2 separate regions of the Homo sapiens genome follow, and region 2 is linked to region 1. Evidence: chromatin contacts called from ENCODE POLR2A ChIA-PET data. All regions are on one chromosome and are shown on one strand. The core of a region is the stretch at or near the end of the contact, and the rest is flanking DNA. Distances in the headings are between cores, read along the strand shown.

Region 1 (7,665 bases), core at 1,654-4,153:
ACGTTCTGGTTTTCCTTCTCCCTTTCTGGCTGTCCCTTATTAGTTTTTCACCATCTCCTTTTCCATCAGGGAAAACTGTGTCAAAGTTGCTTGAGGCACAATCTTAGTTGGTATAATCTTTCCTTCTGCTTTCTCTCTTGACCATTAGGAGAGTGTGAAATCAGTTTAACACGTCATATAAGCATTGACAAAAGGATGAAGCAATGGAATAGAAAGTGTCAAGGTGCATCATGCACAGGGCAAATATTGTTTGAGGAAGCTTATTTCAGATTTAGATATAAATACACACATGCATATGTATGATGGCTGCAATGTAAAATATATATCTTACTGTGGGATGTGGTAAAACAGTTTGAAAGCCACAGCTGTACAACTCCTGTGTTTATTTCTCAGGGCCAGAATTCTCCTAGGAATGTAAGATCTGTGTGTATCCAACCGCCTACTCCACATCTCCTCTTAGATATCCTCTACGGAGACCTTAAACTCAATATATCCAAAATCAAATTCAAGCCCTTCACCCTAAACTTGGATTTTCTCTTCTGTTTCGCATCTCAGGGAAAAGCCCCACCATCCATCCAACTGCAGAAGCTAGAAACCTGGGCAACATCCTTGGTACTTAACTTTCTCCCAGCCCATGTCAAATATAGCTCCAAATCTTGTTGACTTAAACTCTGAAAGATTTCTTTACTCGGCTGTTTCTCTCTGTACATCTCCGCCTTCCATGCCTAAGATGTCCTCATCTCTCGAGAGACCTGGGTGAACTATACTGTATTTCCCCTTGGGCTCTCCTCTGACCCAGTCTCCACCAACTATCCTGAATGATGCTTGTAAAACATAACCAATCTAATCATGTTACTCTCTTGCTTGCAAGTCCTTCAATGGCACATCGTTCTTAGACCCACATTCTTAACATGGCCTACCAGATGCTCCCACGAGCTCCTCTTCTCTGCACTGCAGTCACATTTTTTGTGCTGGATATTGTCTTTTGACAGACAGCACCCATCCCCATTCTATGTGCCTTCCTATGTTGCGGATGCTGGAAAGCTAAAACATCTCCCAACTCCCTTGCAGCTAGGGCTCTAGCACTTAGATGTATTTGCATAAAAGATGGAAGGGAGGCATAAGTAAGCCAGACAGTTTGGGCTGTTTTTACCTGTAAATGGTTGCGGAGACAGTAGTGCACAGTCCCTGGCTTTGTAGAGGCAGGGAAAGGACTTGGCATTTCACTGTCCTGCCAGTGGCATTGGCAGTGACTTTCTGATCCCAGGATCCTGTCTTTGGGTGGCAGCTTCACCATTGTGTCCTCATGCTCAGCCTTTCCAGTGGTGGCCTCCTGGCTTCTGTCTTTCTGACTGTGAGAGGTAGTAACTCCCCTGGCAGTTCTATGGTGTTCTAGGAGTCATTCCTAATACCCAGCCCAGGGACCAGCATTTTCTTCAACAGCAAGAGTGGTTTCTGTTTCTAAACTTAGACTGATTCATTTAGTCTCTAGAAGTGGTCATGCCTCCTCCCACTATAGGGTTGTTTTACTTGCTATCCCTCTTGCCTAGGTTAATACCCTTGCCATCCCTTAATCCCCAGCCCCATCTCTCGATTAACTCCTTTTATGTCTTTTCCATCTCAGTTCAAACATTTTCTCTGATCCTTAAGACTGGATCAGCTTTGCTTGTTAAACAGGGATCTCACCCTGTATGTTTCTTTTAGTGCATCATCGTCTGTAATTATGTACTTGTGTGACTCTAGAATCTGAGCTTCAGGGACTTGATTATCCTGCTCCATGCTGTGTTCCATCGCTTAGAAAAGGCCCCTATAGAGTTGGCGCTTAACAGGCATGTGTTGAAAGAATGAATGGAATGGAGGAGGCCTGATTGGAGGCTCTGAGGACAAAATCCACGTTTTTAAATATGGCTGGTAAGCCCTGTGACACCTCTTCTCGGCGTTTTCTCCCAGCCACATCTTCCCCTGACTCTTGGCCAGTCCGAACACGCTGTGTGCTCTCTGGCCTCCAGGCCTCTACATCTGCTATTTCTGCTGCTTGGCTGTCTCTTCACTCTTAGCCTGGTTCTTACTCATCTTGCAGGTTTCAGTCAGGACGTTTTCTCTTCTAGGGAAACCTTTACTTCAGACAATTCTATACAGGACAAATGTTGGCTGGGTGCGGTGTCTCACGCCTGTAATCCCAGCACTTTCAGAGGCTGAGGCAGGTGGATCACCTGAGGTCAGGAGTTCGAGACCAGCCTGGCCAACATGCTGAAACCCCATCTCCACTAAAAATACAAAAATTAGCCGGGCGTGGTGGCACGTGCCTGTAATCCCAGCTACTTGGAAGGCTCAGGCACATGAATCGCTTGAATCCGGGAGGTGGAGGTTGCAGTGAGCCAAGATCATGCCACTGCACTCCAGCCTGGGCAACAGAGTGAGACTCTGTCTCAAAAAAAAATTGTTAAATATATGATTGTAAACATTGCCTACTGTTACTTATCTGTACCTTCCATTGCAAGTGCACTGTCTTGTTCAAGGCAGCCTATGCAGAGGGCCTTGCATGGGGCCCAGCTCTAATGCCCTCCGTATTTGTTGAAGTGGAATGAATCAATGTCCCCTAGTCAACCAGCCTCAGTCCGGGCATCTCTGCACACTTTCCAGGAGCCCAAAAACAGTGAAGAATTGTAATTTGAGGGCTGCTTGATCAGGAAAGGAAGCTGGGGGAGGTTTGTTCAGCTCCAGCCCCTGGCTGTCCCTGGGCCACCAGGCAGGAGGCCTTGAAGCAGATCCTGTGGGGGATGGGCAGGGAAACAGTTTCTTCCTCTCCTCCCTCCTGGAGAGTGGGGGGATGGGGCCAGGAGAGGGAAGGTTCCTTCAAGGAGGCTCCCTGGCACAGTGCCTGCTTTGAGGAACGGAGTGGAGAGTATGGTGAATGCAGGCTTTCTCCTGGCCCCTGGCCTCCAGCTCTGTGAGAGGGAGGGAAACCGCTGGCAAAGACGGGAAAGAGGGATGGGAGGGAGGGGAGAGTCTGCTTGCTTTGGGAGACAAGGAGAGGGGTTGAACTGGCTCTGAAAGACAGGATTCCCAAGAGCCTACCAGGTCCCAACTCCAGATCAGCTCTGGAAATATCCTCAAATCACTGAGTCAGAGTCAATATACTGGGAACGTTTAACTCTCAGGATCAGATCATCCTAGCATCACCAGCTGGAAAATCCTTCAGAGAGTTGTATCTGGGGTCTGCAGGGTATTGGACCTGAAGTCCAGGGACCTTGACCCTATTCTGCCTGCAGGCCCAGTCTCCAGTGGGGGCTAACTTGGAGAAGTCAGCTCCCTGGATCCCGCTTTTTCAACAGCTGGAAGAAATGGCATTTTCCCAGAACCCAAGAATATTTTGCATCCCATCCACAGCGCGCGCTTACAGTAACAGAAAGACGAGGAAGCTGGCAAACCACCTCTCTTTCCCACAGGTCTGTAATCTCCCTGAGGGCAGGGTTCAGCTCACACATCTTATACTCTGGTCTCAAACCTGGCTGCCCATCAGAATTGCTTGAGGATGATTAACTAAAATGTTTCACTTCCTCTAACAGTGATTCTGATTTATTGGAACTGTGTTAGGACTTAAAACCCGTTTTAACAGTGTGCTGATTGTGATGCAAAGGGACCGGCACAACGTAGTAGGTGCTAAGTGTTGCCTGCAGGGGTGGGAAATGTATTTAGCAAGGTAAACAAATGGAGTGTAGGGGAAGTGGGATTGAAATACGGTCTGGAGCTGGGTAACTGTGCATCTAACACTTTGAAAGGAAATAGTGCACCAGTTTTAGCAATACAAAAGATAAATATTTATTCAGAACAAAACTTTTAACAATCAATTTTACATTCTAAGCCACAAGGAAATAGCAAAACATATAGCAAAGGAAAAGCAAACACTAAAAGAAAAGCAGTGTACTGTCTTTTCTACTGGATAACACTTAGTTGGCCCATGACCTCTCGCTTGGCCTATCTCCCAAGTACATTTTAGAGTTAACAGCTCACTCATAATTTTGGGTTAAAATCCATCTTTCTCCTGAGAATCAGGAGTTGCACATGAGCTCCAGCTAGCTGCTTCTCTAGGGTTCGTAGCTATTGAGGCTAAGGTGCAAATGTAAACCTTTGGTAGGTTTCTTTACACAGGGGCACCCCCATTTCTCACTGGTGGCAATGAATGGGGAAGGGGTAGGGCCTCCAAAGGACCTGGCACACTGTAATCCAGAAGTGGTGCCCCAGGGAGCAACGAATGCACCCTGGAGTGTGGTCCTTGGTCCGTTCCGTATCTCCCAAGTATTCAGAAGCCCCTCCTTAAAAACCTTCTCTTTCTGCTCCCTCCTCCAGGTGATTTCTCAGCATTCCTCTGGGCTGATCATTCTGGAGAGATCAGACTTTCTGGGCCCTCAAGTGTTGAGGAAATTGTTGTGAAGTGTGAGAGGTAGTGGAATGAGCACCGGGCTTGGGGTCAGGGGACTCTACTATAGGCTGGCTCTGGCACCAGACAGCTATGTGATTTTCACCCAGTCATTTAACCTCTTTGGGCCTGTTTCATCTGCTGGAAAACCAGGGAATTGGTCCAAACCAACTCTCAGGTTCTTTCCAGCAGGAATATTCTAGATTCCATGATTCTATAAAAAATGGCTTCTGAGCCACCAAAAGAGCTGTCATGAAGTCCATGCATCTTTGTGCCATAAGAGAGGCCCTTGGCCACCATTCAGAGCTTATTGATTCAGATTATATACACTTCTAACAACACTGGTTTCACAAATTCTCAGACCACGTAGATTAAAAGCAGCAAATTAAATGAGGGAGGGGAAGAGCTGCAAAAGGTAGACACTCTGATAGAAGCCACAGTCAACAATGTTTTCAATTCAGCAAACACTGATGGAGTGCCTACCACGTGTTGGGCCCCGTACCTAGTGCTGGGGCATAAAGATGAGCAAGGCAGCCCAAAGGGTGAAAATCCAGGGGAAGAAAAGGTATGGGGCGGGGAGGGCGGGAGGGGGGCAAGGAGAGAGAGAAAAAGTACAAGAAACAAAACAAATACCCAATAGAAAAACGAAAATAAAATTTTAAAAGGGAGGGGCAACACATCTGCACGCTACAGTTCTCCGCAGTCGTTATTGGTGACAGAGTCACCAATTCAGAACAGGCTGAAATGGAGTAAACTCGGTTTAAGAAGGCATAGAGAGATGTCTCTTGTAGGTTTTAAAAAGATCTCCTTCAAAAACGATAAAAAATGGTTTAAAAAAAAGTTTTGGCACTTAAGAGGGATAAGCTGGCTGTGTGTTCACCCTGGCAGGCAGGCGGGTGTTTAGTGCCCGGCCACGCCGGTTAGCTGAGCTGCCACGGAATTGTGCACTGCTTTGGGACACTGGGCAAAGGCGTGTCCTCGCTTGCCACAGAGGTTGCACACGATGCCCTTCCGGCAGTAAGGGCTCAGGTGCCCCTCCTCCCCGCACCTGAAGCACCTGTCCTGCGTGCAGCTGCCGCTCATGTGGGTCCGGGAACCACATTTAAAGCATGTCTTGGGCTGCCCCTTGTACCAGCTGTAGCCCCTCTCGGCCCCCAGGAAGAAGGCCCCTGGCAAGTGCCTGACCCCGCCCTCCCCCTGGCGCAGCTCGATCTCGCATTTGTACTCCCCGGTCCAGATCCCAAACCTGTCGGTCACTTTCACCGGCACGGCCAGCACGTCGCAGTGGCGCTTGAGCCAAGTCACAATGTCCTCCACGTCCACCGTCTCGTTCCGGAAGAGGATGAAGAGCGTCTTCAAGCTGGACTTGCTCCGCCCCAGCACCACAAAGTTCTCCCAGCAGTCCTCCTGCTCCCGCTTCTCCTCGTAGACGCGTAGGAACAGGGCCAGCTTCTCCGCTGAGCGGAAGCTCACGTCGAATTCGCGGCTGCCCGGGATCTGGATGACCGCGTAGATGTCGCTCGGGTCCATGCCGATGGAGCGCAGGATAAGCGCTCCTACCACGAAGTCCCGGGTCGGGCAGGCGCCCTCGTCTCCCTGGAAACAGATGCGGACGAGGAAGCGACCCTTGCCCGGGCCTGCCGCCGCCGCCGGCTCATCCTGGAGGGGCCGCTCGGCCGCGTCCTCGGCCTCGCCGGGCCTGGCCGGGGTCGCCATGGCGGCCGCCGCCGCCTCGGCCTTCTTCCTCCTGCCCGCCTCCGCAGCGCCCTTCTTTTTGCGGGGGTCCACCGCCTCGCCGGCCGGATCTCTCCGACGGCCCTTCGGATCCCCGCGGCCAGCCGGTGGGAAGTCGCCGAGGTCCGGCGCCGCCAGGCCCGCGGGGCCGCCGAGCCCGGCGCTCCCTCCACCGCCGCCGCTTTCCTCCTCCCGCCGCGGCGGCCGCGGCTCGCGGAATTCGCCCTTCTTCTCGGCTAGATTCTTCACCACCTGGGCCCAGCCCATCTTCTCGCGGCCGCCGTCGGCCTCCTCGCCCCGGGCCGCGGGCCGCGCGGGGGGCAGAAGCTGCGGCCGCCCCCGTTTCCTCTCTTCCTCCGCGCCGCCGCCGGTGGCCATTTTACCTCCTTCCCAGCATCCTCCACTCGCTCCCGCAGCCAAAGGGCGCCCATCGCGCGCGCCCGCCCGCCGGGGCTGTGTGGGTTTGGTTTTTTTTTTTTTTTGAAATTTGACGCTACCCTCCCCCGCCGCGCCCTCAAAGGTATCACATGCGGCGCATATTGGCCAGCGCCGGCTCTGCGCCCCCTGCGCTGAGCCTCTCTTCCGCCAGCGCTCGCTCCAACCTCACCTCCGTCCGCAGCGGGATGGGGCGCCCGGAGGCGGCCCTTTCCCCAGCGCGGGTTTGGCAGCCTCCGGCCTCGCTCTCGAGGATTTGGCGTTTCGCAAGCGGTGCTCGACGATTTCATGCTAGCAGCTTTGCTAACGGCCCACAGCCCACAGGCGGGACGGAGTTCGGCAACATCTCTCCCATTTTTTCTTTTTTGTACCTTTTCTGTTAAAAAAGCAAAAGCAATAGCAAAATTAAAACTTAGCTTTCCGTTTCCCCAGAACTGACTGCAATGCGTTATTTTTTTTCCCACGTCGGATTATGCACGTTTTCAAGAAGAAAAGTTGAAAGTTTTACAGTGAACATTTTACCATTAACTTTTTATCATTAAAATTTTACTCTGTCACACTACGCCTCGATCCATTCATCGGTCTTTATTTTTTGATACATTTCCAAGTAAGTCATATTGCATTAATTTTTATTTTTTTGAAAAGACTTTCGTCGTATTTAGGATGAAGTGTGAGTGCTGCTTAAGTTCCCAGTACTGTGTTAAGCACACTTCAGACTTTATTACATGGAATCTTCCAAAAACAATGCTGTAATTATGCCCATTTTACAGATAAAGAGGCAGGAGTTAAGTCACTTGGCGGAGTTAATAGGCAGCCCCACGTATAGGTAGCTTATATTTCTTTCTTTCTTTCTTTTTTGAGACGGACTCTTGGTCTGTCGCCCAGGCTGGAGTGCAGTGGCTCAATCTCGGCTCACTGCAGGCTCCGCCTCCCGGGTTCACGCCATTCTCCTGCCTCGGCCTCCTGAGTAGCTGGGACTACAGGCGCCCGCCACCACGCCTGGCTAATTTTTTGTATTTTTAGTAGAGACGGGATTTCACCGTGTTAGCCAGGATGGTCTCGATCTCCTGACCTCG
Region 2 (7,665 bases), core at 2,922-5,421, 230 kb before region 1:
ATTGCAACCTCTGCCTCCTGGGTTCAAGTGATGCTTCTGCCTCAGCCTCCCAAGTAGCTGGGACTACAGGTGTGTGCCACCACACCTGGCCTATGTGCATTGTTTTTAAAAACAAACATGTTGTATGTTTTGTATGTAGGAATAAAAGCAGAAGGCCCCTAGGGGCATGTTAGGATTTATAATCTCCTAAAGTTAAATATTCTGCAAGTTTACACAAGCAGTAACTTCATGAATTACTAAGTATTACTGAGAGTATTTATGTTCCAAATTCGAAGCCTTAATCAAACCAGAAAAAAACATATTCTGTTGGGTTTGAACAGGTAGTTTTCTTATTCATTGTATACTTAGAACCTTGGGACTTAAAGGTCAGAGAGTCAAGGGAACTGCCAAGGAGTTAGTTGCTAGATATTTTTTTGTTTTTTTGAGCTGTATATATTTCCCCACTTGAAAAAACAAAAACACTACTACTTATATGGCATTAGTATGATAGGTGAGAGAGAATGTTGTTGGCCATGGTTACCACCTTAAATTGACATGGGAAAAGAGAATCAATATGAAGTGGAGGAAAAAAAACAATAACTTCATTTAATCATACATTTTTACCGTTAACCTGTTTTCTTTTGGCTTATCCTTCTGAGCTAGGGTAAGGAGGCTTGTTTTGTCTTTGTTGTTTTTGTTTTTTTGTGTCAGTGACCTCCAAATAGATGATCTTCCAGACGAAATGGTTGCCTGTTAGTACATCTGGTCTATACTTGAAAGCTGCAAAAGGTGATTGCGTATCTCTTGAAATAAGAGGAATTGTGAAATAGTTTTCTCAACCTGCTGCATGGATTTTGACTATTCAGGTCGTGATCTCCACAAGTTATTTAAACTAGAATTTCTCAACCAGTGTATTGTGTTAGGGTGCGTTACAGATGTGTTGAGATACTGGTCCCCTCACACCTCTGGCCATTCATGCAGAATATAGTTTGGATACAGCATCCAAACTAATGACCTCAGATCCAGAGCAGTCTTGATCATTTACCCCATTGTGCCATACAAATATTATTTTCTGTCTTGACTGTAAAAAAGACTGGGAGCAGTGGCTCACACCTGTAATCCCAGCACTTTGGGAGGCCGAGGCGGGCAGATCACAAGATCAGGAGTTCAAGACCATCCTGGCCAACATGGTGAAACCCTGTCTCTACTAAAATACAAAAAAAAAAAAAAAAAAAAATTAGCCGGGCATGGTGGCGCTTGCCTGTAGTCCAGATACTCAGGAGGCTGAGGCGGGGGAATCGCTTGAACCCAGGAGGCGGAGGTTGCAGTAAGCCGAGAGCGTGCCACTGCACTCCAGGCCTGGCGACAGAGCGAGACTCCATCTCAAAAAAAAAAAAAGTTAAAAGTTTAGAAAAACTGGGAGCACTAATTTAGAAAGCTCAGTAATTGGATATCTGAACAGTTTTAAGATTCAAGGGGGTAAACAATCTGAAAATAATCTTGGTTTTAAGTTTTTAAAGCCATTTTAAGGTACCTCTCTGACCCACAAGTAATTCTCTTTGGACACATGATTCAAAGGATATGCTTTAAAATACAAGACTGTGAACAATTTAAGGTTGGACAGTAGTGAAGAAATTCAAGTTCTTATTTTCTAAGCAGTAATGTGAGGCAGAAGTAAAGTTCCCTTTTGTAAAACTGTTATCTCTACCTGACTAACTCTGAATGCTACTGTATCTTTTCTGAGGCTGACATTTTGTTAATCATTCATCAAGCTTGGGTCTCATACTCTGAAGCCTAGGATACATTGTCTTCTTGTCTTCCTTCAGGAAAGAATGGCATATACTTAGTTTGAGCAGTTTAATTTTTTAATATTTATGTAAATCACCAAGTTAGCCTTCTTAGATGAGTTTCTGTTTGTCTAACTCAGGAATTATTAATTTTGCTGGAGTTTACAGATTTCCTGAGCCTGTAATAATTTTTTTCTTCAAAAAAAAATGTACATGTACATGCTGCTTTATATACATTTACCAGAGAGTTCATGGCCACTGATCTCATTGTTGAGCTGCATTTTCAGTTCCAAAATTTGTGTAGTCTAAATAAGAGTTCCCCCATCTTATTATTTGTAAATTTATATATTTAGTATAAACCAGGGATTGATTGCTCAAATGCCTTCAGGAGTCGAGTCAATAAGGTAAATGAAGAGTTGTCCAGGTTTACGTGTGGTATCTCCATTGGGTGTCTGTTAAAAGAGCCAGTTGTTGGACAGTCACAGCTTAGCATATCCAGCAGGTTTTTGTCAGTGCAGGAATGAAGAGTCATTGTTACCAGACAGACAGACCTACCTGCCCTCCCTCCTGCTTTATTTCTTTTAAGAAATAGAAAGTTAAATTTTTTTTTAATTTTGGTAACTGTCACTTTGAAAAATATTAATTGTGAAAAATTTTAATACATAATTCACCTTAATACCTTTTCTTTTGTTTTTTGAGACGGAATTTCACTCTTTTCACCCAGGCTGGAGTGCAATGGCGCGATCTCAGCTCACTGTAACCTCTGCCTCCCAGGTTCAAGTGATTCTCCTGTCTCAGGCTCCCAAGTAGCTGAGATTACAGGTGCCCACCACCACACCTGGCTAATTTTGTATTTTTAGTACAAATGGGGTTTCATCATGTTGGCCAAGGCTGTCATGAACTCCTGACCTCAGGTAATCCGCCTGCCTCAGCCTCCCAAACTGGTGGGGTTACAGGTGTGAGCCACTATGCCTGGCCCCTGATTTACTTTTTAAAAACAGTGTGAAGGCTGGGCACTGTGGCTCATACTGTAGTCCCAACACTTTGGAAGGCTAAGATGGGATGATCGCTTGAATCCAGGAGTTCGAGACCAGCCTGGGCAACATGGCGAAACCCTGTCTCTACTAAAAATGCAGAAAATTAACTGGGCGTGGTGGCGCACACCCATAGTCCCAGCTACTTGGAAGACTGAGGTAGGAGGATCACTTGAGCTCAGGAGTGTGAGGCTGCAGTGAAGTGAACTATGATCATGCCATTGCACTCCAGCCTGGGTGACAGAGCAAGGTCCTGACTCTAAAAAAAAAAAAAAAAAGGAAAAAAAGTGAAAAACTTGTACACATATGCACCTAGCGACATTATTTCATAGTAGCCAAAAAGTGGAGACAGTCCAAATATCTGTCAGTGAATGGACAACCAGAATGTGATGTATTTATACAGTGAATTCAGCTGTAAAAGGAAATGAATTACTGATACTTGCAACAACGTGGATAAACTTGTAGACATTTTGCTAAGTGGAAGAGGCCACATATTGCATGATTCCATTTATGTGAAATGTCCATAATAGGCAAATACATGAAGACAGAAAGCAGATTATTGGTTGCCAGAGGATTGTAGGAAGAGGCTATTGGGAGTTAATCCTCTGAGGTACTGGGTTTCTTTTTGGGGCGATGAAGTGTTCTGGAATCAGATAGTGGTGATGGTTCCACAGCATTGTGAATATACGAAAACACACCATTTTAGGGTACTGATTGTACCCTAAAATGATGAGTTTTATGTTACATGGATTTTATCTCAATTTTTAAAAGTAATATGTGAGCCAAATAGGAGATATACACACAGAGTAGTCCTGTTCCCAGCCATCTGTGGGAAATATATTCCAAGATCCCCAGTGGATGCCTGAAACCACAGATAATACCAAACCTGATTATCATCAGTTGGAACACAGTTTTCTGTTGATGTCTTCTACCCACAAATTTAATGCCTTTTCCATTTTAACTAAGCATTTATCACATACTGCGGTCATAACTTTTGCAGTTTGAGGTACAACAGCAAAACAAATGTGAATTTATTTTTCCCTCTTCACATTATCACTGATAGAAGATTTGTTCTTACCATAGATCTTAGCAATTTCCACATATGATTTTTTTTTCCATATTAAGTCAAGAACTTTTACCTTTTTACTTAAAGGAAGCACTTTACAGCTTCACATTGGCATTTCCAGATTCTCAGCATCGCTACTCTTGCACTTTGGGGCATTTCTTAAGTAAAATAAGGGTAACTTGAAGACAAGCACTGCAATACTGCAACATTCAAGTAACCAAGAAGGCTACCAAGTGACTAATGAGCAGGTGGCATATACAGCTGGACAAAGGGATGATTCACATCCAGGGCTGGATGGTACTAGATGGTGCAAGATTTCATCACATTACTCAGAACCATGTACAATTTAAAACATGGCTGGGTGCAATGGCTCATGCCTGTAATCCCAGCACTTTGGGAGGGTAAGGCGGGAGGATTGCTTGAGCCCAGGAGTTCAAGACTAGCCCGGGCAACATAGTGAGAAACCTTCTTTACAAAAAAAAAAAAAAAATAGCCAGGAGTGGTGGTGCATGCCCGTGGTCCCAGCTACAAGGGAGGCTGAGATGGGAGGTAGAGGCTGCTACAGTGAGCTACGGTTGCACCACTGCACTCCAGCCTGGGTGACTGAGTGAATCCTCGTCTCTAAAAACAAACATGGAAAATAAAACTTATGACTTATTTATTTCTGGAATTTTCCATTTAATATTTTCAGACTGCAGTTGACTGCGGGTAACTGAAACCATGGGTATGGGGGTTGGCTGTGTTTGTGGTCACCAGTTTACAGTCCCTTGCTGTAGAACAGAAGAATAGGCTGTGAATCTAGACGAATGTTTTCCAATCACTACCTCTGACATTGGGAAGGTTATGCAGTTTTGCCTTCTGTAAAATGAGAAAGACATTACTTAGGTCATGGACTTGCTGGTTTAACAGTGATAAATCTGGCTGGGCATGGTGGCTCATGCCTATAATCCCAGCACGTTGGGAGGCCAAGGTAGGAGGATTGCTTGAGCTTAGGACTTCCAGACCAGCCTGGGTAACATAACAAGACCTCAGAACAAAAACAAAAGACATCTCAGAAAAAAAAACAAAAGAAAGAAAGAAAAAAAAGAAAAAATTTAATTAGCAGGGGACAGTAGTGTATGCCTATGGTCCCAGCTACTAAGGAAGCTGAAGGAGGAGGATTGCTTGAGCCTGGGAGGTCAAGGCTGCAGTCACCCACCCTGGGTGACAGAGCAAGACCCTGTTACACACACAAAAATGATAAATCCCAAGAATCAGTGACTGACATAGGCATTCACATAATATCTTCAGAATTGAAAGGCAACCAGTTTTTACTGCCCTTACTTCCAGCCTATTCTATTTTTGTCAGTTTTAGGACAACCTACCTTATTAGCTGTTGGTTATTGATCACCTGCGGAGATGATGGTTGTCTGCTATGTAACCTGCCACCATGGCAGTAAAGAAGGGAGTGGGGGAAGGGTGATAATCCTTATATTCTGCAGTTTTCTCACTTTAATCAGGTAGGTTAAATAACATATCCAACATCAGATGTAGGTTGTAGTGGTTCTAGTGTACTTATTCTTTCTGCAACCTTATGATGTCTTTTAAATCCAAGATCCTTTCAGTAACGGAGTACTGAACTGTTTTTGTAGCTCTATCAAGGCTTGTCAAGCAGTGTGCTCATCACATGGTAAATCATGCAGCGTGGAACCTCATAAAATCTCCAAGAAACATCATTCACCCATACTGACTAGTTTCACATCTCTTTGGTAAGTGATAGTAGGAAACCTTTTTCCCCTGGTTTAAAAAGGATGGATGCAATAACATTTATAGGTAAGACTGAGGAGCATTTTAAAAACCACAGGCCGGGCACAGTGGCTCATGCCTGTAACCCTAGCACTTTGGGAGGCTGAAACAGTTGGATCACCTGAGGTCAGGAGTTTGAGACCAGCCTGGGCAGTGTGGTGAAACACGGGGCATCCACCAAGAGAAATAAATCAAAGTCCAAGTACTTGAATTCATAATCTGAGGAGAGAGGTGTATGTAAACAAAACACATTCAGTGTGACAATGTCAGAGAGTATATGGGGTTGCTTTGGCCCTGTAGAAGAGGTACTTGGCCTGTTTTGGAGAAAGATGGGAATGCTTCATAGTGTGCTTCATAGTGGATGTAAAGTTTGCTGATTCTTGAAGGGTGAGTAGGATTTCCCCTAGCAAGCACTATTGGAAGGCATAATCAATGTATAAAAGCACAGAGACCTGGAGAGGAGTGGGAAGCAAGTTCAGTCAGTTTAAACAAATGTTTTGAAAATGTTAATCTGTGCAGTTCAAAGACATTAGAATAGAACAGGTTGAAACAATACTGATTGAATTTATTGGTTATGGGACTATTTATGGTTTTCATTTTTTGTGTCAGTTTTTGTTTTTTCTCCCTGAGAATCAGACTGGGATCTTGTATCAGTTTTGATAAATTATTTTTCTTCTGGGAATTTCAAGTTTGTGGGCACAAAGTTGTTCGTGATATTGTCTTATCTTTTTACCATCTGTAGGATCTGTAGTGATGTATCATTTCCATTCTTGATACTGGACATTTACCCTAATTCATCCCTCACTCCCTCATTTCCATTCTTGATATTGGACATTTACCCTAATATTCATTCTCTCTCTCTCTCTCTCTCTCTCTCTCTCTCTCTCTCTCTCTGTCTGTCTCTCTCTCTTTCTCTCTCTCTCTCTCATTCTTTCTTTCTTTTTTTGAGACAGAGTCTCACTGTCGCCAGGCTGGAGTGCAGTGGCATGATCTCAGCTCACTGCAACCTCTGCCGCCTCCCGGGTTCAAGCGATTCTCCTGCCTTATCCTCCTGCTGGGACTACAGGCGTGTGGCACCACACCCAGCTAATTTTTTATATTTTTAGTAGAGATGGGGTTTCACCATATTGGCCAGACTGGTCTCGAGCTCCTGACCTTGTGATCCGCCTGCTTCAGCCTCCCAAAGTGCTGGGATTACAGGTATGAGCCATCACACCTGGCCCTTCTTTTTTTTTTTCTTAAATCAAGCACACTTACATTTTTAATTTCTTCCCCCCCACCTGCAGAGGCAGGGTCTTTCTCTGTCGCCCTGGCTAGAGTGCAGTGACATGATCATAGCTCACTGCAGCCTCAAACTCCTGGGCTCAAGTGATCTTCCTGCCTTAGCCTCCTGAGTAGCTGGGACTCAGCTAATTTTTTCCATTGTTTTTATTATTAAAAACAATTTTTTTGAGATGGAGTCTCACTGTATTGCCCAGGCTGGTCTCAAACTCCTGGGCTCAAGCAGTCTTCCCGCTTCAGCCTTCCTAAGTATTGGGATTACAGTCATGAGCCACCATGCCTGGCCTAATTTTTAAATTATTTTTGTAGAGATTGGGGGTTGCACTCTGTTGCCCAGGCTGATCTCAAACTCCTGGACTCAGACAATCCTTTGCCTTGGCCTTTCAAAGTGTTGGGATTACAGGCATGAGCCACGGGCTCAGCACGAGCATTTTTAAAGACTCAATTGGTATTGTGGATCCTCTTTGTTTCATATTTCTTTGATTGCTGCTTTTCCCGTTTTTTTCCTTCTAGTTTCTCTGGGCTTCTGTTTTCAAATTTATTGAGATATGTGTAAGTTCTTAATTTTTAGTTTGCTTTTCTAAGTTCAAGTTTATGAATTTTTATTTTCGAATCAGGGCCTTGCTATGTCGCCCAGGCTAGAGTGCAGTGGCATAATCACAGCTCACTGCAGCCTCCACCTCCTAGGCTCAAGTGTTCCTCCCATCTCAGACTCCTGAATAGTTGGACCACA

The links. ChIA-PET counts read pairs that join two places held with the same protein, here RNA polymerase II (POLR2A).
Region 2: POLR2A ChIA-PET joins it to region 1 with 10 read pairs in activated T-cell. The contact joins two enhancer-like sites. POLR2A ChIA-PET finds 5 or more read pairs at or near these places in 4 of 52 experiments (H1 and activated T-cell).

The regions. Positions count from the first base shown.
Region 1 is chr20:296,454-304,118 of GRCh38, reverse strand. ZCCHC3 (zinc finger CCHC-type containing 3) reads right to left here and starts at 6,549. Exons shown (of 1, transcript NM_033089.7): 1 at 3,798-6,549. The coding sequence starts at 6,532. The coding sequence ends at 5,321. RefSeq lists silencers at 2,620-2,914, 6,106-6,175, 6,356-6,445. Within about 2 kb of position 2,903, at least 14 of the 41 ENCODE cell types and tissues checked have a DNase peak (open chromatin) inside an H3K27ac peak, as active enhancers do.
Region 2 is chr20:525,882-533,546 of GRCh38, reverse strand. CSNK2A1 (casein kinase 2 alpha 1) reads left to right here. Exons shown (of 14, transcript NM_177559.3): 2 at 5,498-5,614. Among named protein-coding and RNA genes, the nearest start is that of CSNK2A1, 14 kb to the left of the region's middle. Within about 2 kb of position 4,171, at least 3 of the 41 ENCODE cell types and tissues checked have a DNase peak (open chromatin) inside an H3K27ac peak, as active enhancers do.